Linked DNA regions of Mus musculus: regions 1, 3, 4, 5, 6 and 7 are each linked to region 2. A link is a loop called in an ENCODE intact Hi-C map of the cell type or tissue named here. Cell type or tissue: heart. All regions are shown on one strand. Links, peaks and the distances in the headings refer to the core of each region. The heading gives the core; the rest is flanking DNA. Region 1 has its middle 8.9 kb from the start of A1bg. Region 2 holds the start of Lratd2 (LRAT domain containing 1). Region 3 has its middle 13 kb from the start of Gm25875. Region 4 has its middle 58 kb from the start of Gm23835. Region 5 has its middle 54 kb from the start of 4930402D18Rik. Region 6 has its middle 61 kb from the start of Gm38563. Region 7 has its middle 10 kb from the start of Gm23835.

Region 1 (4,493 bases), core at 260-4,259, 89 kb before region 2:
CTACCAAGGAGTGGCTTGGGACAGACCACGGTGCACTGATCCAAGCTTGCTAGAGGCAAAATTGGAAGAATAGTGGTCATCTTAAGGAGCCAGAAAGGGACAGAGGTACCACCCATCCCCTGAAAGAAAGAACAGTTAATAATACTTAGCATAGTCCCAGTGCTTGCTCAAGCTAAGTAATGCTGTTCCAAATCCTGGAAAACAATGGACTGGGTGTGTCAGAGAAGTGCTCTATTTCTGAACTAGGGCTGAAGAGAAGCTGCTCCACCATGGTGTTTGATGAAGAGCAAAGCTTCATTACTTCTTCCTGGAGCCAAGTCACCCTGGGCTAGAAGAGGCCAGTAAGCTCTGGTAAGGTTTTAACCCTTAATCAAGTCTGTCTTTGCGTATAAGTACAGTTACCCAAGGTCATAACAACTCAAGAAGTTCCACTCTGTCACTTTCATTTTAACAAGTGCCCCAAGAGACAGGATCAGAAAGTCACTGGGTTTCCTAAGCTAGTGTGATGGTTGGAATCGTTCTTAGCTCTTTCTCTGGAACTTAGGATCCAGCCCTGTGCCAAGACATGGTGTGTGCAGTCAGCTACTCAACTTCACTGCCCTTTCTCTCAGCGCATTTTGTGAAGTAACATCCAGGATTGGTAATAAAACATACAATTTCATGACCTCCATAGCAGGTCATACATACCAAAATATGTATTTTCCATTGTTCACCCTGACGGGTTTAGAAAGATGGTGAGATGCAATCCCATCAGTGAAATTGTTGGCAAGATTCCATCCTCTAGGCATGTCATGACTGCTGCTGGCTTGAAGTCAGAGTTAGTGTGATCAGAGGCAAGACCTTATCAAAAGACCACTTCATCAGCCCTAGTAATATTCTGTTGTACCGCAGAACACAGACATCTCTCTCACCAGGGACTCCAGCCACTATTCTCCTATTCCAACTGCATGAACAGTGCTAAAGAGACAATTAAAGGTTGATGGATCTGGGACTCAAAAGAAATCACAGCTCTTTGAGTTGTCACTCATATCAATTGGGAGCTTTTCAATGACACAGTCCTTACTGAGTCACTGATGTGCCCAGAACAGTTCACGAATGCTCATTCCTATACACACTCCCCATGCTCAGTCCCCACACACTCATTGGTTCAGGAGCTATGCTTGGAGGGAGACATGTCTGATGGCAGCTGGTGTCCAATATAAAGGAAATGGGCATGTCTATGTATCTTCCAGGAGAATTCATGAAACCTTTGTTCAAGTACAGATGAGATCTACGGGTTCTTTATAGTTAACTCAAGCAAATCCCATGCAGAATCTAAGGGTAGTTTTCTAAAGAGCTGGCAGTTTCAAACTGAGAGTGCCACATGCCATTGCAAAGGGCTAGTGACAAAACACACAAACATAGACATACATATAAGAGACAGGAGGGCCCGAGGAATGAATGTGGATTAAGGAAGTGAGAGACCACATTTTGCCGTTCAGGGAAGTGACAGGGCTGGCAACTTCTTCCAGGCTCTCTTCTCTCATGTTGAGATATTTCAATTTGTATATTTGTAAACCTTGACTTGCAACCCAGAGAGATATGGTACATTATCAGGCCTCATTCTGGGCAGGTCAGAAGGAAGATCTGGTACCTAGGCTTAGCCTCATTCTGAATGTTCCTATGATGAAGTCAGAACCTGACTCTAGAATGTTCCACTTGGCAAAACAATCTCAAAAGTTCTGGCCCTTGCTATGAGGTGGGCATGATGTGACATGGGGGTGGGGGTAAACTCCTCTCTGTAATACAAAAAACAAACAAACAAACAAACAAACAAACAAACAAACAAACAAACAAAAAAAACACTCTGACATATTGTACTGGCTAGTTTTGTGTCAACTTGACACAGCTGGAGTTATCACAGAGAAAGGAGCTTCAGTTGAGGAAATGCCTCCATGAGATCCAACTGTAAGGCATTTTCTCAATTAGTGATCAAGGAGGAAGGGCCCCTTGTGGGTGGGACCATCTCTGGGCTGGTATCCTGGGTTCTATAAGAGAGCAGGCTGAGCAAGCCAGGGTAAGCAAGCCAGTAAGTAACATCCCTTCATGGCCTCTGCATCAGCTCCTGCTTCCTGACCTGCTTGAGTTCCAGTCCTGACTTCCTTGGTGATAAACAGCAGTATAGAATTGTAAGTTGAATAAACCCTTTCCTCCCCAACTTGCTTCTTGGTCATGATGTTTGTGCAGGAATAGAAACCCTGACTAAGACACATATAAACTTCAGAAGAGTGTTTCTTCTGTCAGAAAATCCTGGAGGTAAAGGCATGTCTTTTGAGAAGGCATATCATTGCTCCTAACCCAGACTGTCCAGTCACACACATTTCTCTAAAAAATGTAAGTGATTTCTGTTTCTTTAATGGAAAATGCCCTCTGCAGAGGTCCTCAACATGATAGTGTTGCATGTAGACAATCTTTCTAGGACACCCATATCCTACATTCTTTCCTTAAATAATAAGTATCTCATCCCTAGCTTGTCCATGGTCACATCTAGGTGGCAGCACTCTGGCATATTTATAATGGGCTGTTGCCAATATGGAGCCTAAATGTGGTCCTTGCAAGTACAGTGACTAGAAGAAAACTCAGTTCTGTGTCTCTGCTCCCAGGAATGTGACTGATGATCTTTGTGTCTCAGTCTTCTTAATGAAGGGTGACAACTGAACTATTTATTACCTTCGTGGAAAACCCCAGTGTGATCAGCAACTGCATTAATGTTGGATCAGTGAGTTGAATAAGTAAGCAAACAAAAATGATCTATCCCCAGAACAAATCAACCAGGGGACTGAATTTCGCCCTGACTCTATACTCCTCTTATTCTAAGACTCAGAGCTGCATCTAAAAAACCTGGATGCTCTAATACCTTATATTGTGTTAGCAGACAATCAATGCATATTTGTTGAACAAATAAATCACAAAAGCAATCAAAACTGCAATCAATCACATGACTGTTTGGGAATGTTGACAGTTCCACTTTATTGATGAGCAGTTTTCCAGGAATACATCACAAAAGGAAGCCATTGTGTTTTCCTAAAACTAAAAATCTCTAGCATAACAGCCAGTGAATAATTAGACATTAATTGTCTCTACCTGGAAAAAAAAAGTAACTCAGCTCATCCCAGGAGACCCCTATTATGAACAGGGAAAACAATGACTCAGAATCTAACCTCCTATTTATAACCTCGGCTCACAAATGATCTGTTGCTAAAAGACAAAAAAAAAAAAAAAAAAAAAAAAAAAGTCATTACTCGCCCAACTCAAGGAGCTATGTTATATTTTGAATAAAAACAAAATAAACAAAATTAAGGTGGGAAATAAATCAGATATGCTGTAATTAGGTTAAAGCCTGATTTTCCTATCTACCTCTCTCTACAACTCCAGCCTCATCCATCAACAGAAAATGTATCCTTGATATAGCTATCTTTCCATTCCCTTTTCAGACTCAATTAGTCAGTTGATCTGAATGGTAATTTGACAGGATGCTGGAAGAAAACCATGAGGGACAAGATTATAATAGAGCCAGGAGAAAATGCTTGATAAAGTTTGTTGATGCCCCTGAGCTGTGCTTATGACCCCTCCGCCTGTACAGTGGCATTTCATTCATTCTGATGTGACTTTTCTCTCTGGGAGATCTTAAGAGGCTATAAATTCTTTTACTAGAATCTGAGAGGAATCATGTGCATTTTCTAATCCATCTTTACAGATTTCAAAGGCTCGGCCTAAGACAGTTCTTGATTTGCTTATTCTGGTATAACACCACCAACTGGAACTCCTGGACCAAACTCCTAGGCATATGTCCACAGCCATGAGCCATACAGGTCAGCAATGGCAGAAATGAAAGCAGAGAGTGACAAGGTGGTTCTTTGCTGAAGGCAGGATTGATCTTCATGGTCATTTCTGGGTAGGAGCCTCCTGTATTTTCATGATTTAGAGGGCTGGGTCTTCCTTTCTGATGTTCCGTAATTGGTGTGCTGCTCAGACAGTCTTCCTCCAATCCCAAGTCCTCCTTAGACTCCTGTTCAGGCATGCAGCCTTTGTTCTGCTCTTTAGCACTGCCATTTTCTCTTTTCCTAGATTTGGCACACCCTGATTTTTCTAGAATCAGTAAGTAACTGATTCCGTGATGGTAGAGGCAGAGTAAGAAGACTCTGGTTGTATTTATGTAACTCACCTGTCTCCCTTTACTACTATGAACAGGGCTCTGTAAGCAGGCTGTTCCCGAGCACAGGGAAACCAAAGGCAAATGGTGCATACTAGATGTCTCTACTCTATCAGAAGCCAAAGCAGGCAGACAAACACTCTAATGATGGCAGATTTTTACAGATAAATATTAATGGGTGCCATTACCAAATAATATATACTATTGTATGTTCTAGTGCTGGAATTAAAATATTATAATAATCTTGGTGATTGAACCCGGAATCTTCACACATTTTCCGTTTGAGTTATCCTCCCAGCCC
Region 2 (4,493 bases), core at 261-4,260:
TTACTATCCAAAATTATTACTTGCTCTGGAAACAGGTTTTAGCTGATGTGTTTCTTGAACTGTTGCAGCACAGACTACTTTAGGTTATAAAAACGTTCTGATAAGAAAAGTCTGTCTCTCTTTCTTTAGATACTCCATCTAAGAAGAAATGGAAGGAGAAGAGGAAGAAAGACCAACATTTCACCACTTGCATTTCTATACTGGCAGGTGGCGTCTTGCTTCCAACTTCTCAGAACCCCAACTCAGCATAACAGAAAGGCAAGGGGGCTCAGGGCGGTAGAGGAAGCCTGCTCCCGTGGGAGGTACACTATTTACCAGCCCGATTTAAACCCGCTACGGAGGGGGCACGGTCCTGGAAGGGCGGAGCAGCCCTAGTGGGCGGGGCGGGGGCGGGGCTCCGAGGGACTAAGCTGGGTACAGGAAAGACCGGAGCTCTCAGAGCCACGTCTGTCTCTTTAAATGCCACGGGCTGCACTCCCGCCCGGGAGCCCCGAGCCGGATCTACAATCCCGTCCCTCCCGCTCCGGCGCTTGTTGCTCGCCTAGCCCGAGCGGGAGCTGCGGCCCCCGGGAAACCCAGCTAGCTCCTTCGGCTTCCCTCCTCGTGCCCCACCTTCCTGGAAATCTGCGTGAGGGGTCGTGCAGCAACGATCGTGAACAGGCATTGCCCCCCATCTTCAAGTCTTGGGGCTCTACACAACCGCGGGGGGCGGCGAGGGAGAAATGCGTCCTTCCCCGAAGCCCAGCTTCGCCTTGGTCTGCGCTGGGAGAGGAGGCACTGCGGAGCCCACACCTGCGAACTCGCCCTAGAAGTCTCGGGTGCGGCAGGGTGCCCCTCCCGGTCCCCTAGGGCTTCTACCTCTCGGGGAGAGAGTCCGCGCAGGTAATCTGAACCCCAGGGCAGGCGCGCGGGGGAGGGGCCGACGAGCCGCAGTGACTTGCGGCAGGTGAGTCTAGTCCGGAGGCTCACCTGCCACCTCCACGCCAAGGTAGCCTAGCAGGTTCTTGGGGGTGCAGACATTGAAGGACGTCAAAGGGCTAGTTAGGATCCGGAGTGGGAGGGGAAGTTAGGAAAGAGAAGGAAATTGGAATAAAGTTTCTATTTCCTTCCCTCCCCCACTCCTGCCCAGGGTTGGCAGGTAGGGCGCGGGCGGAAGCTGTCGGAGCTGCTGATGCAATGGCTTTGGCTGGGTCCAGGTGATAGCTGGAGGAAGGGGAAAGCTGGAGTGGCCATGTCTCCAGTGATCGTGACCTTAGTGGTGTAGAAACGCGAGGAAGCACGTCCCCCAGACTTCTCCTAAAATGGCTCCAGGTGCTCGGGCCCCTACCGGTTCTTTTTCAAGAAACAAACGTCTTTTTCTGGAGTGGCACCTACAAACATCTCCCTCGTCTTCTCTTCCAACAGGTGGCTTTAGCCCCTGCCCGGGCACCAGTGCCAATGACTCTGACGGTGGTTTCGCTTTCTCCTCTTGAAGTCTTGTGAACGAGAGTCCACAGCGTAATGGGCAACCAGGTGGAAAAACTGACCCACCTAAGTTATAAGGAAGTTCCCACGGCCGACCCGACCGGCGTGGATCGAGACGATGGGCCCCGCATCGGAGTCTCTTATATTTTCTCCAATGACGACGAGGATGTGGAACCTCAGCCACCGCCCCAGGGGCTTGATGGCGGAGCTTTGTCCGACTCCGGGGATCGGCCTCCCCTGCCCCCGCCGCAGCCCTACGACCCGCGGCAGCACGAGGTGGAATGCTCGGTGTTTTATCGTGATGAGTGCATCTATCAGAAAAGCTTCGCGCCAGGATCGGCGGCTCTGAGCACCTACACACCGGAGAACTTGCTCAACAAGTGCAGTCCGGGTGACCTGGTGGAGTTTGTATCGCAGGCTCAATACCCGCACTGGGCTGTCTACGTGGGCAATTTCCAGGTGGTGCATTTGCACCGGCTGGAGGTGAGCAACAGCTTCCTGACCGATGCGAGCCAGGGCCGGCGCGGCCGCGTGGTCAACGATCTGTATCGCTACAAGCCACTGAGCCCTAGCGCTGTAGTGCGCAACGCGCTGGCCCACGTGGGCGCCAAGGAGCGCGAGCTCAGCTGGCGCAACTCCGAGAGCTTTGCGGCCTGGTGCCGCTATGGCAAACGCGAGTTCAAGATCGGTGGCGAGCTGCGCATCGGCAAGCAGCCCTACCGTTTGCAGATTCAGCTCTCGGCTCAGCGCAGCCACACTCTCGAGTTCCAGAGCCTGGAGGACTTGATCATGGAGAAGCGGCGCAACGACCAGATCGGACGCGCGGCGGTGCTACAGGAGCTCGCCACGCACCTGCACCCGGCTGAGCCGGATGAGGGCGACAGCGACGCGACTCGGACTACACCGTCCCCCCTGCGTCCCCCAGCATCGGGCTCCGAGGAGGAGAACGGAGACTCGGTCGTGCACTGATACTTGAACTGGGCTCAGAGCTACAAAAGGAAGCTGTTTGCTGCAGCCACGCCCTCTTCCTCCCGCTCTTCTCCCCCCCCCAACACTTGGGCCCCATTTAGTATTCCTGGGCCTTTTGGAAAAAGCGGAGTTGGTGAAATGTACTGCAGGCTTTGGACAGGGGAGGAGGAAGGGGACTTAGGGAGCAGGTAGGATTGGCTGGTGGGTGGCCATGGGATGCTTTTTCTTCAGGCCCTCTCAGTCCACCTTCCTTTCCCAGGTGGGGTAAAGTGGGAACTTGCTTGCGGCTTCAACCCTATCAGATCTGGGACCAAATTTAACCCTTCGTATACAAGCAGGCTTGGGGGAAATCTCAGAGCACATTTGCCCTGCATTCTGTCTCTCTGGATCCCTCACTACACTCAGCTTGGAGGATGCAGGGTACAAAGGCCGGAGAGGATTGGGGAGGAGCCGCTTCGGGTCTGCTGGGAGAACTGCTTATCTGCTTCCCCCGCTGAGCTGTGCTTGGGATCCTAGAAGCTGGAGTGATTTATTTTTATGGGATTCCCGGGGCACAAGGCTGCTGAAACTACAAGATCTGGGATCAGCAGACCAAAACCAAACAGCCCCGTATTAAGTGCAGCAAATACTTTAGCAAACTCAGGCTACAGGCTACAAAAGGATTTCACTACCTCCCCCTCCCTATCCCCAAGTACCTCCTCTTGGGAAGCTGGCTCTAAGCGGAGTCTTTGGCTTAGACTCCAATTCCTTCCCCCGGTTACAAGTAAATCATTGTCAAGGGCCAGCCAGGGAAAGGATTCAATTAAGGTGCCATTCTGCCTCCTGTGTTTTTGGCCTGCTGTTGTGGACTCTTAGAGCTATGGTGTTGTTATCAGGGGAGGCAATAGCCCTTTGTGTCTCTGATCTAATTAAACCTGTTTGGCGTGTTCATCTGCAGGTCACAGATGGGGTTGGCTTGTGCCACCCCATAAAGTATCCTCTAGGGAATCAACCAGTGCTACCCTGGAAAGAATTAAATCTCTCCTTGTCCCCTTGCTAAGTGGTGAAAGTAACCCTTTAAAAACCAAGCTGGACCTAGGGTTCGTTTTGCTTTTTGTTTTTCTCTCCCTGGTCTCCCTTCCTCGACAGACAGTTGCTGTGGTAGGGTGAGGGTTACTTTGCCATCCATGATGGGTGAAGTTTAAAGTACAAAGTCTTGTCATATGTACCCAATTTCTTTGTGGCTTGGAGAACATCCGATTCAGAACCCTTTACTAAGGGTGGTGGCATCAGACACAGATCCCATGTAGTACTGTCAGAAGAGATTTGATGACAGTCCCAAACGTAGGTTGGTGGTGGCGGCATTCGGACAGGCTGAAGAGGTAGCAATTGTGTCTGCAACTGAACTTCCGTGCACTTTAGTACAAGGCTTTAAGACTGCGACAGCCTGGTGCCTGAACCGAAGGCAGACCTTTGACTGCCGAGGGCTTATAGGCAGTCTGTCAACTGCTTTCAAAAACTGAGCATACTTAAAGGCCTTTGCTGCTTCCACCAGTTTTTATAACACTGGAACTAGTTCTTAGATTGGAACAAAATCTTACTTGAGTGTCCTGAAGCCACGGTCATTGTTGGGCTTCTTGCTTGGGGAATCTTTGAACTCCCCCTCCCCCCTTTTTTTAATAAGCCTAAATCTTCATAGTACCTCAGTATGAAACGGTTTCGTTAGTTATAAAGGCATCAAATGCTCTTTCTGCTTTTATAATGCTTACCAAGCAAGTCCTTGTTCTTTGAATGTCAAAGATGAGCTACCTACACACTAGCCTTGGTTTCAGACATTGGAGGAGAACCATTTTCTAGTTAGGAGTATGGATCTGATTTCCCTGTTTAATGAGCTCATAGGTATTTGATTACATAGTCTTGTCCATGGAACAGCAGAGAGAATAAACACAGAGGATATTATTTAGGGAAACCTATGTCTAACAGATTTGTGAAAGTGGAAATTGATGCCCGCTGTGTAGACTGCAGGAGGGGAGGAATCAGAATGGCTGTCCACCAGCAGCTCTGGAATAGCAAACTCTCCC
Region 3 (4,493 bases), core at 178-4,177, 730 kb after region 2:
CATCATAAAAATGCATTTGGAAAACCCCCAATATCTGAGCATGATTCAGATGTAAACAATGAGGGGTCAAGCTCAACACAAGGTTGAGAAATAGAATGGGGGCAGGTTGTACGGGACTTTTCTTCTTCTCTGGACACAACTGAGTTGACATTACAAACATAAAAGTTAAAACCAATGTTCATGGGAGAAATCTAGGTGAAAATCTCCCTCGCTCACAGCCCATTGCTCATACAATCATGGATGATTTTCTGCATCAATCAGCTGTTTTGCCCTGTCTGAGTGAGCCAAGTCCAGTGACCAGAGACAATATGATAAAAGTCTCAGAGGCATAAAAATAATCAAGAATGGCTAAGTAACATCAGGAATGTTCATCTGAGGCAACTTATTGCTAAATTCAGGTGACTGTACTCCACGCTCCTGATGTCATCTTCCTGAACAAAATACAAGCAGGCATATATTCAAGGAAGTAGTGTTGCACCGATTCTGTTTAGCCCCAAAGACAATGGCAGGCCAAGGCTGAAAGTAACTCACCCTGATATGGATGACCATTAAAATGTGGAAGGACTGGAAGCTGCTGCTTTGCAAACTCCCTATTTCCATAGCCCAAGTTGAGATTTTCTACATCAGAGTTTTCTGTACAGTAGAAACGCCACGGGTCAGGTTGGAAAAGAAGGAACCTTGGAACACCTCCTTGTGCTTTTTTCTTTTTTACACAAGACCCACATTTTTGTGCATCACCTACATTTTCTTAAGAGCCAACTCTCCTATCCAACCATAGGTTAATTCTTAAAATGTGCCCAGCACTAACTCTTCTGTTCACCAGTCCTCATCCATATGGCATTTAGTTTCATACTCTGTTAGATGACAGAACGGAGCCCTCTGAAAATGAGACTTGTCTGGCTTCTTTAATATACATTTGGGCTAATATCTGGTCCCCTAATTAATCTCCCTATGACTGACAGAAACTGATAACAAGCTCATTTGCCCACAGAATTACATGTTTATCAGGGTTCTCTTCAAAACAAAAGGCATCCACAGAGTTTTAGATTTGCATTTCGGTGGAAGCAGAGGACTGTAGTTTTAAAAGGCATTTATTTTTTATGTACATAAATCCAGTAGCAGAAAAGACCTTGGGCTGAATGAAAAGGGTTTCTTGGAGATGCATACACAGAAATGGTCATCCCCTCATTGCTCAAGAAAGAGGACTGTTCAGGAGAAATGCACAAATATATCCTGGGACGAATAGCTCCACTTCTGAAATGAAATGGATCATTCTCCTTGCCTGAGCCTAATGCTTAATGTGGAAGAGATATTAACCTTGGAACCCATGGACCTCTGAGTATCAGGACTCATTCTGCTTCTTGTTTATACACCATGGATATTTCTTCAGGTAATTGAAGCTAGTTGCTCATCAGCCTGAAAAATTACTGGGTGAGGAAAATGCTCTGTGTTATTGTGTAAAGTTATTATGAACTAAAGCACAACTGATACCACACCCCACCCATATGATAATCAGCTGTACATGTCACACACTGAACTCCAAACACTGACCCATAGAAATTTCTATTGCCTCTTCTTCTTTGGTGCCTACTGTAGAACCTGTTGTATAATAGGAACTTGATACATGTTTGCTGAATTGACTTCCATTGAATTGAATAAGTAACTTGCAAGGTCTAAGGAGGTGACAAAAGAATCTACATTTTACACCATCACCATTGCCTTGCTCACAGCTGACATGAGGAATTATGTGGTAAATGGCAAGCAAATGAATAAACAAATTGAAAGACCTGAAGAGATGATTCTTATCATCGCTCAACACACTTTGGAATCGCCTGGAGTATTTAAAAATAAATCTCTGGGACACTGCCCCACAGAATGATTTAAATGTTTTCCCAGGATATTCTAATAATATACAATAAAGGTTGAGAACCAGTGGCTTTGAATAATAGGAAGGTATCTCCCTGCACTAACCCCGTTTTTTTGTTGTTGTTGTTTCCTCTAACCAAATGGGGTTTAATCTTCCTGTGTAGGACAAATTGTCCTGAAAAGCCTGACATGGAAGAGTGATGTTGCTAGTGCTTTTTAAACACCATCAAGAAGTAGTTTCCTGCACTGTTAGCCCTCCACAGCCATCATCACCCTGGCAGACACCTGACCCTGTTTTCCCCATGTAAGTAAACACCCTAGACAAAATCAATCACCATGCGGGTTCTCGGGCTGCCACCTGGTGGCCACTCTGCAGTGACAGATAGTACAGCTTCCTTCAGACAAGCTCTCAGAATATATGCAAAGCCCAGGCATGTCATTTCTGACGTTTTAGAAAAATGAATAATCTCTGAGGAAGAGAATATTCCAAGTGCTGTAGGAATGAGTGGCAGGCTGATGATTTATCTATCCCCAAAGGACGGAAAATGACAATGGTCAGAAAAAGGCAGGGAACTCAAGGACAAAGTACAGATTCTGCAAGATCCATTCCTAAATCTTCAGCTCCTTGAGAAAAATGATATAAGATGCATCACACCGTCCTCAGTGAAATTCCCATATGGGAAGATAGTAGCTAGAGGAGTTGGTTGTCTTGGTCAATGTAGCATGGCACCACCAGGAAAACTGAGGCAGGAAGATTTCTGTGATTTCAAGTCTAGCCTGGGAAGCATAATGAGTTCAAAGCCAACTTAGGCTACATACTAAAGCTCTGTCTCAAGAAGGAGGAGGGAAAGAGGAGGGAGGAGAGGGAAGAGAAGGAAGGGGGGAGGGAAACTGCATAGCAAGCAAGATGTGGTTGGTGGTGTGCACCAATAGTCCCTGCATTGGAGACACTAAGGTAGGAGAATTGTGAATCCGGCTCTGCACTTAAGGCTCGCAAACAAACCAATAAATAACTGGGAAAGAAGTTCGACGCTTAACTTTTTAAACAGGTATCTTCAGAAAATGAGATTTCATTTTTTCAAGACAGGGATTGCATGTGTGCATACAGGAAACAAAACACACATGGATGTGAGCAGGCGCACACCCTTTCTACACACTTCATAATAAGAGGTAATGAGATGATAGTAACCTTATTTCTTCATGAAGAAAATAGGCTGTGATGCTATGAATGTTTTCCTCAGAGACCGAATTAATATCTTCATTTCCAAGTCTTGGCCAAACTGCTGCGATGAATACTTAAGACTCCGTGGAAAAGGAATCTGGATGCTAAATATGAAGTGTGGGTTGCACACTTCACACCAGCCTGCTTTTTCAGGGTTTTAAATGTGTGGAGAGCTGCAAGAACTGTAACTGTGGCCAGACAGACCCTGGCTCGGGTGCTAACTCCACCACCATGAGCTGTGAAATGTTATAGAATCTCCTCCAACTACTCCCAAAGCTCCTGTTTCCTCATCTCCAAGTGTAAATGATAATCTCACCTCCTCAGGATTTTATGCTGTGAATGGAGGAAATTTACTCAGACAAAGGCAGAAACAGATAAATCTGGAATATTAACCGAGTAAATGGGGTTTTCCCTCACCCACATTATAATATTCCCAAAATCATAACTTAGCAACATGTTAACAGGTGGGGCAAAATTGATTTGATTGTACTCCATTTTGAATGCCATGGGTATTAAGACTGTGGTAGAGACAAATTATTCACAACATCATAAGTATGTGGAAAGAATTCACTGAGGAATGGATAAATGGGGAAGCTTGTTGACTGTCCAGTTCAGTCCTGACAATGGATTAAAACTATGTCACAACACAGGTTTAAAAAGTAAATTATTTTACCAACAGCAGCTCTTAATTATTTTTATATTTTTAATTAAAATCTCATAATCTCCCCCTTTTATTTTCTCCTTCCAGTTCCTCTGATGTACTTATCCTTGCTCCCTCTCAAAATGACAGCCTCTTATTTTATTGCTATTGTTACACACACACACACACACACACACACACACACACACACACACACCTAAATCTGTAAGTGCAAACTGGTCTATTTACTGTATGCAATTTGAGGTCTGACCACTTGGATAACCAATTACAAGGTTCCTCCTTGGAGCATACCTGCATTCGGCTATCAAGGACATATGGAAAGAAGAAGTAAATAAATAAAAATAACCTCTGCCTTCTGATTCCTGTCTTGTTCGTAATGAACTAACTACTATTTAGAAAGTCAAGTCAAACACAATAATGGACATCAGGAGCTCTGATACAGTAGAGATGCTCTCAGCCACTACTGGTGGAAGACATGACTTCAGGATCCAGGATTTCAAAACTACCCAAAGCAATCTCCCATCCAGACACTAGACCAGAAAACAAATGTTCTCTAGGAAATATATAAGCTTCCTGGGGGGGATTTTCTTTAAGTTGTTTGTCTGTTTCTGCCTCTGTGCACTAAGCCTGTTTTATTATTATTATCGTTACATTTTGTCTTCCTCCAACAGCCGCTGATTGAAGATGGGAGTGTGGCCATTGGTGTGTTGCCTGTGCTCCAGTGAACAGCCCCATGCCGGCACA
Region 4 (4,493 bases), core at 149-4,148, 61 kb after region 2:
ATAAAACCCTAAAATGAGAATTTAAGATTGTGAGGTAATGGTTATATTTTTTTGTCTTTCTCTTAAAGTTCAGATTTGACCCCAGTGAGCTTTCCCCTACGTGTGTCTCACTAGTTTGGTCTTGCTTTCAGACTCTGACATTTCTGCAGCTAATTTACTTTGGTGCCTCATTTGAGTTAACAGTCTAGGGTTATGATCCACAGTATTCATGGCTTCACAGCTCTTGAGAATGAATATTGCCCCAGCTCAGTCCAATGCATCTCATTTCAGCTTCTGCTCCTGGTTTTCCTTCATCCTCTTGTCTTAGGAGCAGTGAAGACAAGCGGAGAACATGATAATTTCTAAGGGTATCTAGTCTTTTTTGAGTTTCTTACGTAACTTATTAAAGGTGATCCCTCCACCCCATCATGCTTTTGTGGGTGATAACAGCCCACTGACATGATGGATCCTTACTCCTGACAACAGCATCAACTCCTAGTGTGATTGGCTTTGACCTATTGGGAGGAAAGGTAACATCTGTTAAGTCTCAAACCCAGGACAAGTCTCACTTAACACTTCACACCCTGCCCCTATGCTAAACTTCTCCTCCCAGGGACCAGGGTTCTCTGTTCCTTCCCCTAGCCTGATCCATATACAACTCAGCTATTTTGGTTATCCTGGTTTCTTGATCTCTTTTGAGGTGGCTGCTTTTAGTGGGCAGCTCCTCTCTTGTGCTCCCCCACCCCTTTGGAGTTGTCTGGTTTAGTTTCCTGGTTCTGTTTAGCCTAGATTCTTCTCTCCACCTGCATTCTCCATTATATCCCCAATAAAAATCTTCCCCACACTTTAGGAGTCAGGTTCTCCTTTTATTTCATTTTCTTCACTCAATCTAGAGAGTACGTACTGTCAATCATTCTCTTTTCAGGGTAAAGAAGAGCATCTCTTACAAGATGTAGGAACATAAAGATTTCAGAACTATTATAACGAGACAGTATCTTGACTTCTCCAAGAGTGAGGACTATCCTGGATGGATGATTCTGAGAGCTAAAATTGGGCCAGTTCCTGGCAAACCAGGAGAGTTGTCAAGGGCTTGAAATAGGATGTAAAGGTTACAAAATATAAGCTCTCTTTTAGAAGTTTTTAGGGGTCCATGTAAGGCAAATTTGCAACCAAGAATCAGTTGGGTTATAAGTGATAGACAGATAGGCTTGAGATAAACACAGGGAGAGAAGAGGGAGATTTTAGACTTGTCAGAATGCTTATGAGTAAACATCAGCCTTAGTGTACGACAGCTAAGAAGCACAAGATTAAATCATTTACCTTCCCTACTTACTTTGTGTTCCCCATCCTCCAATAGTCCTGCTTGGTTCTCACCCACAGTTTGCTTGCCTCCAAGGTCAAAGTAACTTAGGTGATGTTCTGTGTCTTCTCCAGGGCACAGTAAAAGAAGTGATTTGGTTGTTTTTCTTGATATTATCAGCAGTTTGGATTCTTAGTCCTATCTATGTCTTCCAGGTAATTCTGCTTCCTTATCTATAAATGGACAAACATTCACCTTCCTGAGGACTTAGTGGGGATTTAGTGAGACAGGGTGAGTGTGCAGTAGACAGGCGATGAAAAGAAGATTCTTTGCCAGTTCCTGAGCTGTTTAGGACCCCCATTCTTCTTGTCTCATATTTCACTCAATTTGTAAAACATGTCACAATTACATGTATAAGCAGGGTCTTAGTCTTGGCTGTGTTGCTAACTAGGGTCTTCAATTGGTAACATTCCCTTTGAAAGGAGACTGATATTTTGGGAGAAATGCTGAGAATCTGCCATGGAAGCAATAATCCAAAAGAAATGTCAGTCATATTCTGACAAGTGGAATAATAATGGAAAGGAGTATGCACATTTTCAAAATTATCCCTTCTGCAGCCCACATGTTAGCTTTGTTCTCATTCTTTCTCAATATGCCCACTCATGGACCATCATTACTGAAAGGGGGAATGGATCAGAGTTATTTTTAGACACAATAGAGTGGAGGCCACAGAATACTCACCACCACTAACTCCTTCAAACACCATTCTGCTGTTTCCTTTCTTCTCTCACATTCCTCTCTTTCTTTAAGCCTTGCCTAGGAATCGCACCAGTTTTTAAAAAATATTTCTCCTCCCTCATTTTTTGTAGTTGAAGTAGTCAAGTGTTCCTTAAAGGTGTTTTTCCCTTGATCCTGGTCACATAGTTAGACTCCATTTCCCAGACTCACTTGCAGTCAGCTGGAGCTAGACAACTAATCTAAAAATGGGATGGAACAAGAGGAGATTTATCCTGATGACCGAGACTTAGCATCCTGGGTCAAGTCCTCTCTCTTCCACCCTCTGCTGGCTAGATTCTAAAGTTCAGTGACTATTGATTGTGTTCCTCTGTCCCAGTACCTCTGAGCAACACAACTTATCCCAATTCTAACTGACACTTCCACCTTTTGTCATTTGGAACTTTCTGTGGGAGATGGTAGGGTTGGTCTCTGACATGGCTGAGGGACACATTTTAGCTGAGTAAAGAAAACTTTGTGTGAATGAAATTATTCGTTTTATTTCAGTCTCTACCATTTCCTTGTGTATCTACTACAGCAGTGGGCCTCTCACAGCCTAACTCAGACAGGCATCTCCACCCTACCTCGAGGTCTTTGTTTGTTTGTTTGTTTGTTTTTTATTATTTCTGACCTTGAGTTCCTTTTATTCTACATCTTACTAACAAACAGTGAACACCACAGACTTCAGTGTGTTGTTTCTATACTTGCAAGTTCAAAATCCACAAGATGCTTAGAGGAGAATCTGTAGGTGACAAAAACCATACAACAAACAAACAAACAAACCCAACAAAACCTGGCCCATTTAAAAGAAGGAGTAGGATAAATGATTTCTTTTCTGTGGTACAAATGCATTTATTTTCTTCATTTGGAAAATAATCACAAACCACCGACTACCTGCTCTGCAGTTCTGTAGAGAACAGTGATAGGTCACCAAGTGTCAAGAATGCCCTCCCTCAACAGCTCTTAGCACAGCCCAACACAGACAGACAATGAACTAATTACTGAAGTTACAGGAATTAGTAGATGCCAAATAAGGGAGTGGGCCTCCGTTTAAATGGGCTGTGTTTTACCTCCCATGTTGCTAATGGAAAGTAAAAACATCTAACTGAGAAATCAAGGAAGTCTTGCATTTTAAAAATCAAGAAGGAACCAGAAAAGAGGACAACGGAAGGGAATGCATACATGGGAGTTTTAAGTAAGAAGACAACATGGCTTGTCGTTCCCACAGACTCTATTTGGGGTCAGCCCTCTGTAGAGATGAGATGCCTGTAGTATCTATGTGGTAGTGGTTGAAACTGGACCAGAAACTGGAGAATGTAGGTTAAAACTTGTTAAAGAACAGGCATGTGATACCACCACTTTTCATCTGCTTGCTAACATACTACGAAACTACTTATAAACCACCATATCAACAAAAATTCCTGTACAAGAAAACCATAGTACCAGGGGTGAAGAGACATCAGTCTGATGAACAAGATTCTCTACACTTGCTCTGAAATGTCATCTCTGTGGGCTCTTAGAGTCAGCCCCCCCCTTTTAGTTCTCCAGTCAAGTTTTACTGTCTTCAAATATTTAAAAATATTATAGAAAATTTATGTGTTCATTTATGTAAACACAAACATCTATATATTCATCTATCTACCTATATACTTACTTATTTATGCATTAGTACAACTGTTGAAGCCCTACACGTGGATACATCTACATCTGTGTCTATAGCTCTGGTTGTACATGTCAAAGAAGCACTTTGTTACAAAGATCTGGCCAGCTCTTACATTGCATAGCCATAATCTGAAATCATTTCTATATCCTTCTCCTCCCTCGGAAGGAAAAGCTGCAGTTTCCCAGGACAGGTATACTTGCCAGCATTCTCTTCCTCCAGTTGAGTCGGCCTCTTTATGGGCCTACCTCTGTGGCCTCTGCTCTTTTGTGATGGACAGTGAGATGACTGACCCCAGAATGTCAACTTTCCTCCATGAAACTGGCTGGCAGCTGAAGTCCTTGCAGCAGATATTGGGTTTGGGAATTGTGAAGTGATGCTGTCTTGTTCCTGGCAGCAGAAACAAGTCTCTGCAGTGAACTGTGCGATGATGCTCTGTAGGTTGCAGGCCTCACAGCATCCATTTGAGGCACAGTACTAGACTGGATGGGATTGGTTACATTAAATCACGTGGCACTGCAGGAAATTGGCAGAGCTGGCTTGGCAGCTGTCATCAAAGATGTGCTGACAGAAGGAGGTTGGGCTGGCCTAAGTGTGGTAGGCTGAGCTGAGGTGGGAGGTAGGCCTCACAGGGTAAGCTGCAGTGGGCTTGCGAGAAGCTAGACGAAGAAGCTTTCTAAAAATAGATGTCACTTGAGACTGGTCCAGGGTTGGGAAAGGGAGAGGTATTAACCTGCCCTTCCCTGGTTGGCCGCCAGGGGCGTGGGGGACAGCTCAGAC
Region 5 (4,493 bases), core at 137-4,136, 180 kb before region 2:
CAAACAGCAAAATATACAACCTGCCTTTTCCTAATACCATGTCTTTTCCCCTAGACAAACCATGTTGCCTCCTTGCCCAGATTTCTATCTCAGTTTAAATAATAGGAGAGGGTTAAAAAGGAAAAAAAAGGCTTAGAAAGAAAGGGACATGTTTATTTCTGAAACTTGATGCTAACCCCCTACTACTCTCTAATCAGGTAAAAGTGTGTAAGCCAACATAGAAATTAATAGAAAAGCAAAGCAAAATGGAAACTGCCAAAGGAGATAAAATGCCTATTTGGGTCTAAAATTATATTGAATAATACAGGAGCCACAATATGGCTATTGCTATGATATCTGAACATTCTCTTGAAATCTTACAAAATCCTACGAGTCATCTCCTGAGCAAGCTAAGTTTTGAGGCTTGAAATCCCATAGTCTGGTTTCATTACAAAGGATAGAAAGAGGTTCCTACTCAGACCCTATGGATGGAAAGCAGGCAGTGGCCCACCTCCTTCCAGATGTCACACAAGAACCCAGTTCTCTTCACTGTCAACAGCAGAAGCATCCCCTATCTACATCACCCAGGGTTCACCCCAAGATGACGACAGTGACTATCTGAACCCAATGTGTCTTTGTTTCTGCCTAGTATGAGGAAAGACCTCCTCTTCTCCTAAACATGGGCTATATATCCTTCCCTTCAAGCAAAATGGGTCAACTTGTACAAAGTTTTAGTTGAGTTGCTCCTGTATATCATGCACAAGCATGCTAAAAGCAATAAAAAACAATCTTTTCTATAAATTGAGCAGGTAAAAGATGTATGTGGGAACAGACAATTGGGCCTTATATGAGGAGAAAGGGAGAAAGCTGGAGACTGGGTAGGCAAACAATAGGTCATTACATTTGTTATTAGTTGAATGGCTGATGGTTGCTGGGCCAGCACTGAATCAGCTAAATAACTGATAAAACAATTGACTAATTTCTGCAAGAGAGGAAAACCACTTCCTATCACCAGGCCATTCTAAAATTTCCTTGAAATATAGTAAGTTTATATACCCAAAATGTACATGACAACCTCTATGCCCAGCAACAACAATAATACAAAATAAATAAATAAATAAATAAATAATCAAGTCACCTAAAATAGAAAGCAGAAGACTTAGAACAATTGAATCAACATTTGAAGTCCAGGAAATCAGAAATACCCAACACATTCAATGTCATTCATAGAAAAACCAGTTGCCTTAAATGAGTCAACTAAGCTATGAATACACAATAAAAATATCTGTATAATGATAAATATTGATGTGCCATTTAGTCCAACTTGGCATTATTGGTATTTGTTCATTGGAAAACAACACTGAGAACCTGCCAGAAGTACAGAAAGCAATTATAACTTCTCAAATGACTAGTCATAAACAAAGCACCTGTGCCTGATAAGGCTTCTCTAATTTCTTCTGGCTGCCACTGATAATGGTCTGTAAATAATGCTGCCTCAGTATCTGGTGTCTAAAATATTTAACACTGGGACAAAGGGAAGCTGACTAGGTACTGGCCTCCCTTAAGTTCAGATCTTGATTCCAAAAATATTTACTTCCCATCTAAGCTCAATCCATGGCTGTAGAGATAAACATCCTATCTACACAAAGAGATTTTTGTTCCATGGGAGGAAAGGTGGGGCGTGGCTACCTGAGACAGCAGGGCTGTCCAGAAATCAACTCTAGTTTGTTATACTGAAGGAAACAAGCCAGGAAATTCACATTTCGGAATATCCCCCCTCCCCCCGCCCCAGTTCCTGTCTCTGATATTCTCAGCTGGGCCACTAAACCCATTAGGACCAAGTCCAGCTTTGAGCATAGTGCAGAAAAACAAGCAAGCAACACAATGAAACCTTTCCCTCCCTCCTTCCCTCAGTAGATGCTCAGCCAATCTTCGATGAATGAAAGATCCTATAAAATATAAAATATAATTTTCATTTACATTCATTTCAATTGGTATATATTAGTAAGGGTAAAGAGTGATGAGGGTGATGTGGTGACAATAGATTATATTCTTATCTAAAAGCATCATAATGGGGCAAAGGAGAGGGTTCAGTTGGGAGAGTGCTTACCTGGCATGCCTAAAACCCTGTATCCAATTCCCAAAATAGTAAAGTGAGCACAGTGGGTGCTTGCATCTCATCTTAACGTTTGAAAGGTAGAGGCTGGAGGATTAGAATTTCAAGGACATCTTTGGGCCATAATATACTACCTATAAATACCCTACCTCAAAGAAAAATATCCTCATAAAAACCAATACTGTGTATAAAAAAAAAGAAAATAATTAATTGTATTAAAATGCCTAAATAAGGTTACAGGCTAGCCAGAATAATTTCCTTATAAAATTCCCTCTGTTTCCCTCTTAGCCAGTCTTATCTCTTTCATCTGAGAATTTATAGACTCTTGATCTTCCTGTCAGGAATTCAGCTGCAAGTTTAGTTTTGTAAACATCTCTGTCAGTGCCTTCCTACTCAAAATTCTTCTTTGTAATCCCATCGCCTGCAAAAGACATTCTCAACCAGTTACTGGCAAGCTTTCCCTGTGAAGAGTGAAAGGGTGACCGCTCTTGGCTATGAGGAACACATGATCTGGTCTCTGCTGTAGCTACTCCACCCAGCCCTCTGTCAGTCTGCAGCAGCTGCGGGCAATGTGAAAACAAACACGTGTACTATTTTCAAACAAACCTGCTTATGAACATTCAAAACCTGGATGTTTTGTTCACATTATTCTACATTTGTTCTATAACCAACCATGTGAAGACAGAAAACTCATCTTTTCCATAATTAAACAACAGGTGACAAGTTGTTTAAAAATATTTTTTGAATCCTTTGAGAATTCTGTTTGATAGTATTAACCCCATTGTCCAACTCTTCCCTGATCCAACCCCACCAACCCCTTCCCTACCCACCTGAACTATGTGACTTTATCCCTTTATTTTTATTAGACCTATCAAGACCAATTTTTGGACGTGTGGTCTTCCACCAGAGTGAGGCCAACTTACTAGGGACTACACACTTATACAAAGTCAATTCTCCTCTAAGAAGCTATCAAAGTCCAGAGCTCCTTGGCTAAGTAAGAGACTTAGACCTTACCTTTATTCTTCATAATAACAACACTTCCTAGATGTCTGTGAAGAAATCTGTATGCACTATGCCCTTTAAGTCTAAGACGATCAAATAGACATTTTGAGGATAATTTTACACATAAGAATTTAATCTTCAGAGTGATAATATATTCAGCGATAGCCTAGCCAGGACATTGATTTTGAAGAGTTGAAACCCCAAAAGCTATGCACAGCCTTTTAAATGCAAAGTTTACCACAAAGGCCACAGTTTTATTCCTATGTCTTCCATGATGATGATTTCATTTGGATTAGCAGCATTTGAGTACATCTCTCCCTCTCCTTTGCAGTCTGGAATTCTCAAAGGCACAATCTCTATTCTATTCATATCTGTATCCTCAAAGGTATTTGCATAGAAAAGGTACCATTAATGTACCATTGCTGAGAGAATGAGCACTATAGGCTGTAGCAATGAATTGTTATTAACTTTTGGATTGGATTTTCTGTAATCACTATCCTTGATGAAAGAGAATGAACTTAATATCTATCTATCTATCTATCTATCTATCTATCTATCCATCTGCCTGTCTGTCTGTTTATTCCTTTCTTTTGTATTCTCAGAAAATGAACCCAGAAATAAGCAGAAATAAAACTTGGTTCTCATCGGTATTATGTGGTGAAATTTTCTTTGTGCTCAGGTAAAAGCTGTATAGCTATAAACATGCGATGCATTTGATCTGTTGTTTTGAATGTTGGTTTCCTGCAGTGTGGATGGTGTGTGAGGAATTATATTTGTTATAAGTGGTGTCAGCACATGAGCTCTGCAGCTGAGATGCTGCAGCACCAGTTGTATGGTGCCTTTGATATCAATAACCATGGGCACTGTGGGCGGATAAGAACAGAGCTTATTCCCAGCCCCAGCTTCTGATAGGGTCAGCCTCTTTCTCTATTTGATATTTGAGACATTTGAATGGAACTCTTGTCTGGTTGTGACATTTGGCAATAGTACCAGACAGCATGATCAGCAATTGCCATCCTTTTCGCGATTCAACATGGCAAATCTAAAGTTTGACTGATTCTCTCACCTTCTAAGGTTAAGTTTGACAAGTCTGTTCCTCCCATAGCTGTGATACCTTTTAGGTTATAAACTAAATGGCTTAATGCCTCAGGGAGCAGCCTGCTAATGGCACAGAGCCTGGGGTTTGGAGACAAGATGCACCATTCACTCTGAGATCCTTTCTGTGTTCCAGAGAACACCTGCTTAACACTCTGGCCCATTGTTCACAAGGCAGAGAAAAATAATGCCTTTGTCATAAATTTTTTAAGTAAAGAATCATTAATAACATCTTTAATGGAATGTCTGGTGGAAAACCAGTACTCAGTCACCGAATTGCTTCCTCCTCTCCACGGGACAC
Region 6 (4,493 bases), core at 207-4,206, 270 kb before region 2:
CAAAAAATTTTGAAAGTGTATTGACATTTTTACAAGAGACTGCTATCATCTGTGAAAGGAACATAGGTCATGTTGCATAAAAAGGTTCTCTTTACCTTGTCTAATCTTGGTGTGTACTTTGTATTTGATTTGCAATTACATATTCTTTTTTCCAGTAAAAATGATTACAGGTCCCATGATGGTCCTGTGACTTGACATATGTCCTAGTTTCATTTCTGTTGCTTTGATGAGACCCTAGGAAAGAAAGGAACTTAGGAAAGAAAGGGTTTATTTTTAGGTCACAATTCCAGGTTATAATTTACAACAGCAGGAGAGTCAACAGGGCAGAAACCTTCTCTAGTTTTTTCATAGTTTGTGGACCAAACCTAGGGAATGAGGCCACTCAAACTGGGATGAACCTTCTCACATCAGTTAATTTAATCAAGATGATCTCCCCCAAAAGATGTGCCTATAGGCCAACTTGATCTAGGCAATCCTTCACAGAGACTCTCTTCCCAGATGATTCTAGATTGCATCAAGTTGACAGTTAAAAGTGATCATCTTCTCTCTCTCTCTCTCTCTCTCTCTCTCTCTCTCTCTCTCCCTCCCTCCCTCCCTCCCTCCCTCTCCCTCCCCCTCCCCCTCCCTCCCTCTCCCTCCCCCTCCCTCCCTCTCCCTCTCCTCCCCCTCCCTCTCCCTCTCCTTCTCCCTCTCCCTCTCCCTCTCTCCCTCTTCCCTTTCCCTCTCTCCCTCCTCCCTTTCCCTCTCTCCCTCCTCCCTTTCCCTCTCTCCCTCCTCCCTTTCCCTCTCTCCCTCCTCCCTTTCCCTCTCTCCCTCCTCCCTCCTCCCTCTCTCCCTCCTCCCTCCTCCCTCTCCCCTCACCCCTCTCCCCTCTCAACTCTCTCCTCTCCCTCTCTTTCTCTCTGTGTGTTGGTTGTGGGATGTTTGCTTTTCTATCTCATTATCAAACACAGCCAAGTGTTTTGGTATGGATTATGAATTGGATGTCAGATATATCGTGTATGAATGGAAGTCACCAAAGTTGAAAATAGAGTAAAAAATAATAATAACCCCTACACTACAAACTGCATCAATTAGAATGCGTATACTTACTATTAGCAAGACACTAATCTAACATCTATAAGTAGTAAATATTCAGAGCCATTTCGACCACAGAAACTCTCTGCAGTATCCTTTATTCTCATGAAATTGAAAATGTCATGCTGAATTAAAGGTAGTAGGAATAAAGAAGTCAGAATCTTAAGCTAAATACTGTCTGTAGGTACCACCTACCTAGTGATGGAAATTTAAAAAGAGAACCAAAAGTATCAAGTTACTTCCACATAGTGGAACTGGGTAAGTGACATTTTAGAATATATATAGGCAAGTGCATCAATATTTTTTCTTATCTGTTCAGGCTATCATAAAACAGAAGGCTTATAATCATGGAGACATATCTGAGATAGTTTTAGAGGCTGGAAGGTCAAATACAAAGTTTCTCTCTGGTTCAGTGATAAGAGACTACTTCCTGACACCACCCAGTAATAGTACTTTGTTAACATGCCTGAAAAGGGGGACAAGGTGTGTGTGTGTGTGTGTGTGTGTGTGTGTGTGATACCTTATGTGTAAGGACACCGATAGCTTACAGGAGGGCTCCAACTACTACAAGTCTCCCATCTGGTATTAGGTTTCAATGTGCTCATTTGGGGATAGAGGATAAAATTTACAATGTTTGATATCTAATTAAAAAAAAATTACCAGACTTTCAAAATGCAGCAAATTGAAAACCATAAAAAATATATATAAATGCCAATTAATCAAAACTGACCCTGAGCTGATGAAGTTTGTTTCCATTGACTTGAATTACTCTTACTTGAGCTGTGGCTCATAACTGTGCCTTCATGTTCTCTCATTTTACCTATTAGAGATGTCTTCTTTTGAATTCACAAACAACAATTTCTTGTGAAACCTACCAAAAATTTTCCAGATAGATGAAGTAGCAGAAGAGTTTTTTCAGGACACTTCTTTTTGCCATTTTGTCTGGAAGTCTTCATTCATGTCTATGCTCTATAAATAATTCATTCTTTGAAACTCTTGAAGGACAAAAATTTATCATGAACCTTTAGGAAACTAAAGCCTCCCATCTCTCTGGTATGGTCAAAGATAACCAACAAGAGGAAGCTGTGAGAAATGTGTGTTAAGAAAAACCACTAGATGGAGCAATGTTTTCATATTTAGTAAGCATTGCAAGACAGGGAGGGAATCCTGTGGGCACACAGCAGGATACATGGGCTCTCCTCCTTGTCTTTCCCCCTGCCTCCCTTACTGAAGATCTTGTGAAAAGCACTGTGTTGAAGACAACTTTGCTTTCCTTCACATGAAACACAGCCTTTGTAGCTTTTTAATGTTTATTTTTTTCCCACATTAACTCTATGATAGTGTCTGAGTATTTTCGAAAGCAGACTTTATGATGAATTCTGGTGCTTGCTTTCATCTTTCTTTTTTTTAATTAATTTATTTATTGAGTTTATCCTCCAGTATTAGCCCACCTCTGCTCCCCATCCATACTCCCCCCTCCACAGCTCTTCCTTCCGTTCCCCCTCCACTTCTTCTTTGAGAAAGGAGACCCCCAACACTGGGTATTAACCCCCCCCACACACACACACACACATCAGTCATTGTAAGACTAGGTGTATTCTCTCTCACTGAAGCCAGACAAAGTTAGGATAATGGAATCCACAGATAATAAATTCAGGGACTCCACGGGAAGAACAACAGAGTCCACTAACTTGGGCCCTTGGGAGTTCAAAAGAAGGAACCAACCAAAAAGTGAGTATGGACTGAACCTAACTCCCTCCCCTGCCCATATGTAGCAGATGTGCAGCTTGATCTTCATGTGGGTTCCCAACAACTAGAGCAGGGGCTATCTCTGAAACTGTTGTCTATGTGCCTGTGGATCATATTCCCCTAACATGGCCAACTTGTCTGGCTTCAGTAGCAGAGAATGTGCTTAGTACTGCAAAGACTTTATGTGCTGGGAAGGGGGAAAAGGAGAGGTGTGGTGTGTGAGGGCACGAGGAGGGAGGGATGATGGGGTACTGGGAGGAGAGCGGGTCAGACATTGGGATATAAAGTGAATAAATAAATTCACTTTATAAAAGACAAAAAAGAAAGAAAAAGAAAAGAAAGGGCTCCTCCAGAAAGCATGACCTAAAGGTATACTTGAAAAATAGTAGCCATCAGCCAAATATGAGGAAGAAATTAATGAAACTTTAATACAGGTTATGACCATTCATATAAAACAAATCTGGTGCTTAGCACACTCCAGTTTCAGATATTTTTTAACCACATCCACAATAAGAAATATATATTTTGTGGTATTTACAAATGTATCATATACACACATAACTGAAGCAAGACTTACCTGATAGACCTGAGCAGGGTGTACCCCTTAAGAACAGTACTTGCGAAGCAGAGGCAAGAAGACCCTGAGTTCTCTCTTTGATTTTAAAAGTATTGGTTGCACCTCGTACCAGAGAAAAAATATAGAGAGTAAAAATTATAGAAACAAAAATAGATTATAGTAAAATACCATGAACAACTGAAGACAAATTTCTTTTTTAAAAAAATATTTTTATTAGGTATTTTCCTCATTTACATTTCCAATATTATTCCAAAAGTCCCCCATACCCTCCCCCCACTCCTCTAGCCACCCACTCCCACTTTTTGGACCTGGCATTCCCCTATACTGGGACATTTAAAGTTTGCAAGTCCAATGGCCTCTCTTTCCAATGATGGCCAACTAGGCCATCTTTTGATACATATGCAGCTAGACACAAGAGCTCCGGGGTACTGGTTAGTTCATAATGTTGTTCCACCTATAGGGTTGCAGATCCCTTTAGCTCCTTGGCTACTTTCTCTAGCTCCTTCATTGGGGGCCCTGTGATCCATCCAATAGCTGACTGTGAGCATCCACTTCTATGATTGCTAGGCCCCGGCGTAGTCTCACAAGAGAGAGCTATATCAGGGTCCTTTCAGCAAAATCTTGCTAGTGTATGCAATGGTATCAGCGTTTAGAAGCTGATTATGAGATGGATCCCTGGATATGGCAGTCTTTAGATGGTCCATCCTTTCGTCTCAATTCCAAACTTTGTCTCTGTAACTCCTTCCATGGGTGTTTTATTCCCAATTCTAAGAAGGGGCAAAGTGTCCACACTTTGGTCTTTGTTCTTCTTGAGTTTCATACGTTTCGCAAATTGTATCTTATATCTTCGGTATCCTAAGTTTCTGGGCTAATATCCACTTATCAGTGAGTACATATTGTGTGAGTTCCTTTGTGATTGGGTTACCTCACTCAGGATGATGCCCTCTAGGTCCATCCATTTGCCTAGGAATTTCATAAATTCATTCTTTTTAATAGCTGAGTAGTACTCCATTGTGTAAATATACCACATTTTCTGTATCCATTCCTCTGTTGAGGGGCATCTGGGTTCTTTCCAGCTTTTGGCTATTAT
Region 7 (4,493 bases), core at 218-4,217, 130 kb after region 2:
GCATAATAACCCTAATGGTATACTGGTGGCATACATACCTTGGTGTCAGACAATAGACATCTAATTGTACTTAAAGTCTGCCTAATACATTATGCCTGGAATGGAAATTATGCCAGCTACCCAAAGCTAGTGAAGTCATCGATCTTGAAGGCGAACCTGCAGCTACCATTTTGCTATATCATCATAGTCCCTAATTACATTCTAAATATTTGTCCTTATATCTACAGATGAGTGTAGTCCTCTCCAATAAAGAAATCTTCCTTTTGGAACAGACAGAGACCATTTATGAAAACTACAACTCATCAAACTGCAGAGGTGTGGAGTCTAGTTCTCCCTGCTCCATTTATCTTCAAGTGCTCCAGTACCTGAAGGCCAGGAATCACTGGGAGTGATGACAGAGGTTCTAAGAGATGGAGGATTAAGGAGTTCTCTGTGAGACTGTGTCTTCTAGAAATGTCAGAAGTTACACCTGTAAAGTCTCACCAGCCTGAACCAAACAAGGATGGAACCAATGGACTTGCTAACATGGACACAAAAACACAACATGCATTAGCTTTCTTGAGCCAGAAAAGCCCCTTCAACGTCTTCCTGTTCCAAGAAGCCTTTTAGAATAGGAAGGCCTTGATAAGATATTGAGACAGTCAAGATAATATTCATTTCCTCCTTCCAAGGTCCTCTTTACCTGCTATCAATTCAAGAATCTGAAGACGCTCTCTGGATGAAATCAAAGGCCAGGTGATTCTAAGACCTGCTTCCCTGACAGCGTTTTCCTCCCTACCTTTCCTTATATTTTTCTTCCAGAACAAAAGAAAGTCAAGTGTTGGCATGGATTAAATATGAAACTGAGCAAGTGCCAGTCACATCTATTACAACCCAATAACACAATTTGGGGTTATCATGGCAGTGCTGAACCTGCAGCTCTCAGTGTAGAGTACAATCTGGCAGAGCACGGGTGCCATCATGGAAACAGAAGCCTGTGGGGGTGGACATCTCCGCCCCCAAGAACATCCTGAATTTATTTGAACTCTTTAAAAATGCCTATCTGCAGTTCCAGGTGAGCTTAGAAGGAGCATTTTTGTGATCCACTTAGGAAGGGTTTACAGGCTGTGGTCAGTTGGAGCTTGTCTTAAAGCCTGCTTGTTATAGCACACCCACCTTTTTCACTTAGCCTATAGCTTTATGTAAGGAGGCTAAGGGAAACTGTCCACTTGCTTCCATCAATAGCTTTTGCACCATCGCTGAACCCACTACCATATTGCCCGCAGGTCTTGGATGTTCACACCGTCGTACCATCCTGTACCGCTGTTTCTCAGCCAGATGGGAGATACATATGACCAATAAACTCAGTTTTACTTGGTCAGTGAGAAAAGTGAATTCTGGGGACTATTAGTCACAGAAGGACATGGGGACACATAAAAGAGTGAAAAAACAGGATTCCTGTGTTGACTGTTTTGGTCATATAGGGAAGAGTCTACATTCTAACCAAGAATTTAATGTATCGTGTCTAGTTCCCCTTTACGGAGAGCACATTTCAAAAATTCAAAGTTCCATCTGTTATGTGTCAACATTGTATACCGTACACTGTGTGTTTTATCAAAGGCAGCTTTGCCATGGTGTGGGCAGAGTTATATTTTTGGAATGTGTTTGTAACCCAGAGCAGCAGAAAAAGAACTCAGCCCTCTAGGCCCAATCCCAGTGCTGCCTGTATTTGTGTTCCTCTAGCAACTGATGTTTCTGATTGATTTGTTTGACTAGAGGATGGGGTGAGGGTTGACAGGTAAGGGCAGCTGAATAAACACGGTGAAGGACCTTTTGCACATCAGATCAATTTCCTGAGATGAATGCAAAGTTCTGACGCTCACTGCAGCAGCTGGACTAACCCTGACACCTCCAGAGTTGTTCATTTGAGGGCTGGTGTGCTAGGGCAGCAGCCCAGGCCTGGATCCTCCTGTCTATCCATATTCACCTGTTTCCAGAGTCGCCCTCTGCTGGCCATTTGTCAAGTTCTTGTAGCCTTGTTCCTAATTGTTTGGCTTCCAGACCAGGCTAGAAAACACAAAGGGAGACACAAATTGTCTACCGTGTGCTGTTCTTCTCAGTGTCTTGTCCTAAACAATGTGTCCAAGATCAGTGCCCCAAGGGCTGAGGACCAAACATGTTGCCAGGAGATGACACAAAGGAAAGGATTCTCACCTGATTCCCACCTTTCCTCAATTGCTTTCTGGATTGGGCAGGGCTGGTCCTGAGATTGCTGCTATGAGGATCAAATTGCTGCTTCTAAAGTGCCCCAGACTTTCCTTACACTGGAGACCATGACATGGGTCTTGAAAGAGCTCCTGTCCCAGTGGGTGTGGGGGAGGGAATCACTGAATGACTTCCTTCTGATGAACAGGTTTAGTACAAAAGGAGATCTATTGAGACGGCTATGAGAATAGCCATCACAGACATTTGGCGTACCAAGCTGATTTCTGTGGAGTAGAGAAAGGGTCACTGTGCATTGAGAGTCCAAGATCAAAAGCAGTGCTGATTGACACGAAGCACAGGCGATGGATCAGCATGGATGAGGACAATTCAGCTGAAGCTTAGTTTGGAAAGATCAAAAAGATTCTACAAAGAGGATAGTGGACCAGGCCCATAGAAACACTTTACTTAGAGAGGGCTGGGGAGAAGAGCTGGCTTTGGCTAAATTAAGGCTGAAGCTAGGTCTGGGCATACTGGTTTGGAGCCAAATTGGCTAACCTTCTCTGACTTATTAGTATTCTTATCAGTGAACTGTATCAACCAGTCTGCAGTGGACGTGCACTAATTGACAAGTTATGCAGAACCAGTATGAGAGTGACAGGATGTGGCAGGGAGAAGATTGGGCAGGCCAGACACTAGGTTTCTTTCTCTTGCTCTTTTGAAACAGCTCCCGTTAGAGGAGCTGGATCTGATGACAGGCTTCTACCACAGCTACTGGGGGAGGAATGAGGTCTCTGTCTGTCTTCCTGCTTATAGATGAGGAGGGTATTTTTGTGATTATTCACAAAAAACACAAGCCAGCTATCACCATATTTGGAAGTCACACTGAAGCAGGCCTATTTTGTAGTTTCACCTCATGTACCCTGAGCTTGACAGAGAAATTTAGAGCTGAATTTTAAGAGTTATTTTAGGAATGAGACTCCAGCTTCTGTCTTTTCTGGTTGCAATCTCATCTGCTTTATCCCCCAAATATTTTTATTGGAGAAAGTGCAGTCTGAGAATTTCCTGGCCCCAAAGGGAATAGATATGATAACATGAAACTGTGTTTTATTTTTTAGTTTTTTTTTTTTTTTAAACATTTCTGAGGAGATAGTTCAAAGCCACTAGCTGGTGTCTACAGTGGACTCACAGCATTGCTGCATTCCTGAAATTCTCTAAGAAGCCACCACTTTAAATCCTCCACCAGCAACCACCATGTTCCTATTGGAGCCGACTCTAGGCCCAAACAAGAGAATCACTTCTAGGGATTAAAAGAACCCCAATTAAGTTTGCATTAGTGAAAGCAATTTAACTTGAGGTCATGTTAAATCAGGCCACTACTGCTAAATGAGCGCAATGGAATTTGCTTTGGTGGCTCCTCAGAGCAGAGCTTGGAGTGGGAGCTGAGGGAGTGGGGGATGGGTAGAGCAGGGAGAGCTGAGAAGTCTTTCCCGTGCTTCAGAACACTGGAGGGTTTTTAACAATTTATTTATTTGTTCACTTTCCATTCCTATCAAGGCCTCCCTGTTGTTTCTTTCCTCCCAATCCCACCCTTACAAGCCCCTCCACCATTACCCTCTCCCCTTTTCCTCAGAGAAGGGGAAGCCCCCTTGGGTACCACCCAACTCTGGCACATCCAGTCATAGTAGGACTAAGCACATCCTCTCCCACTAGGGCCCAACCAGACAGTCCAGTTAGGGGAAAGGGATCCAATGGCAGGCAACAGAGTCAGAGACAGCCTCCACTCCAATTATTAGGTGACCCACATGAAGACCAAGCTGAATATCTGCTACAAACGTGTGTGTTGGGGTGGGGGGAGGGTAGGTACAACCCCTGTATGCTCTTTGATTGTTAGATTAGTCTCTGTGAGCCCACGTGAGCCCAGGTTAGTTGACTTTGTAGGTCTTCTTGCGGTGTCCTTCACTCCTCTGTTTCACTCAAGTCTATTCCCCACTCTTCCACAAGACTCACCGAGCTCTGCCTCATGTTTGGGTATAAGTCTCCTCTTCTGTTTGAATCCCTTGCTGGATGATACCTCTCAGGAGACCATTATGCTAGGTTCCTGTCTGTAAGCATAGTAGAGTATCATTAATAGTATCAGGGATTAGTTCTTTTACATGGGGTATGACTCAAGTTGGGCCAGTTATCACTTGACCATTCCCTCAATCTCTGCTCCATTTTTATCCACAGAGGGTGGTAACTTTAGTTCCCAAGTGCCGCACTAGTAGAAATCTCAGCTAGGGTTACATCCATAGACTTGCCAGAGCCTCCCC

What was found. Hi-C counts contacts between places; a loop is a spot of excess contacts. Peaks named below come from ENCODE experiments on the same cell type or tissue, not always from the same donor. Only the 100,000 strongest peaks of a DNase experiment are listed, where the experiment ranks them.
Region 1: a loop joins it to region 2, with 2.1 times the contacts of the local background. A loop is called at or near these places in 3 of 42 quality-filtered maps.
Region 3: a loop joins it to region 2, with 14 times the contacts of the local background. A loop is called at or near these places in 12 of 42 quality-filtered maps.
Region 4: it touches region 2 in a loop (5-fold over the local background); 6 of 42 quality-filtered maps call a loop at or near these places.
Region 5: it touches region 2 in a loop (5-fold over the local background); 6 of 42 quality-filtered maps call a loop at or near these places.
Region 6: it touches region 2 in a loop (5-fold over the local background); 13 of 42 quality-filtered maps call a loop at or near these places.
Region 7: it touches region 2 in a loop (3-fold over the local background); 8 of 42 quality-filtered maps call a loop at or near these places.

The regions. Positions count from the first base shown.
Region 1 is chr15:60,910,096-60,914,588 of GRCm38, reverse strand. No RefSeq gene overlaps it. Among named protein-coding and RNA genes, the nearest start is that of A1bg, 8.9 kb to the left of the region's middle. In heart, for the core only: no CTCF peak of the experiment used is centred there; no DNase peak of the experiment used is centred there.
Region 2 is chr15:60,820,903-60,825,395 of GRCm38, reverse strand. It overlaps Lratd2 (LRAT domain containing 1), which reads left to right and starts at 316. Exons shown (of 2, transcript NM_001162926.1): 1 at 316-882; 2 at 1,405-4,493. The coding sequence starts at 1,501. The coding sequence ends at 2,433. 9930014A18Rik (RIKEN cDNA 9930014A18 gene) reads right to left here and starts at 2,431. Exons shown (of 3, transcript NR_030696.1): 1 at 613-2,431. In heart, for the core only: a CTCF peak has its summit at 2,290; DNase peaks (open chromatin) are centred at 445, 1,015, 1,745, 2,315 and 2 weaker places; H3K4me3 peaks cover 3,754 bases; H3K27ac peaks cover 3,405 bases.
Region 3 is chr15:60,095,066-60,099,558 of GRCm38, reverse strand. No RefSeq gene overlaps it. Among named protein-coding and RNA genes, the nearest start is that of Gm25875, 13 kb to the right of the region's middle. In heart, for the core only: a CTCF peak has its summit at 2,230 (motif pointing left); no DNase peak of the experiment used is centred there.
Region 4 is chr15:60,760,080-60,764,572 of GRCm38, reverse strand. No RefSeq gene overlaps it. Among named protein-coding and RNA genes, the nearest start is that of Gm23835, 58 kb to the right of the region's middle. In heart, for the core only: a CTCF peak has its summit at 2,352 (motif pointing left); no DNase peak of the experiment used is centred there.
Region 5 is chr15:61,004,816-61,009,308 of GRCm38, reverse strand. No RefSeq gene overlaps it. Among named protein-coding and RNA genes, the nearest start is that of 4930402D18Rik, 54 kb to the right of the region's middle. In heart, for the core only: no CTCF peak of the experiment used is centred there; DNase peaks (open chromatin) are centred at 1,648 and 2,578.
Region 6 is chr15:61,094,326-61,098,818 of GRCm38, reverse strand. No RefSeq gene overlaps it. Among named protein-coding and RNA genes, the nearest start is that of Gm38563, 61 kb to the left of the region's middle. In heart, for the core only: a CTCF peak has its summit at 2,179 (motif pointing right); no DNase peak of the experiment used is centred there.
Region 7 is chr15:60,691,415-60,695,907 of GRCm38, reverse strand. No RefSeq gene overlaps it. Among named protein-coding and RNA genes, the nearest start is that of Gm23835, 10 kb to the left of the region's middle. In heart, for the core only: a CTCF peak has its summit at 1,991 (motif pointing left); no DNase peak of the experiment used is centred there; H3K27ac peaks cover 1,700 bases.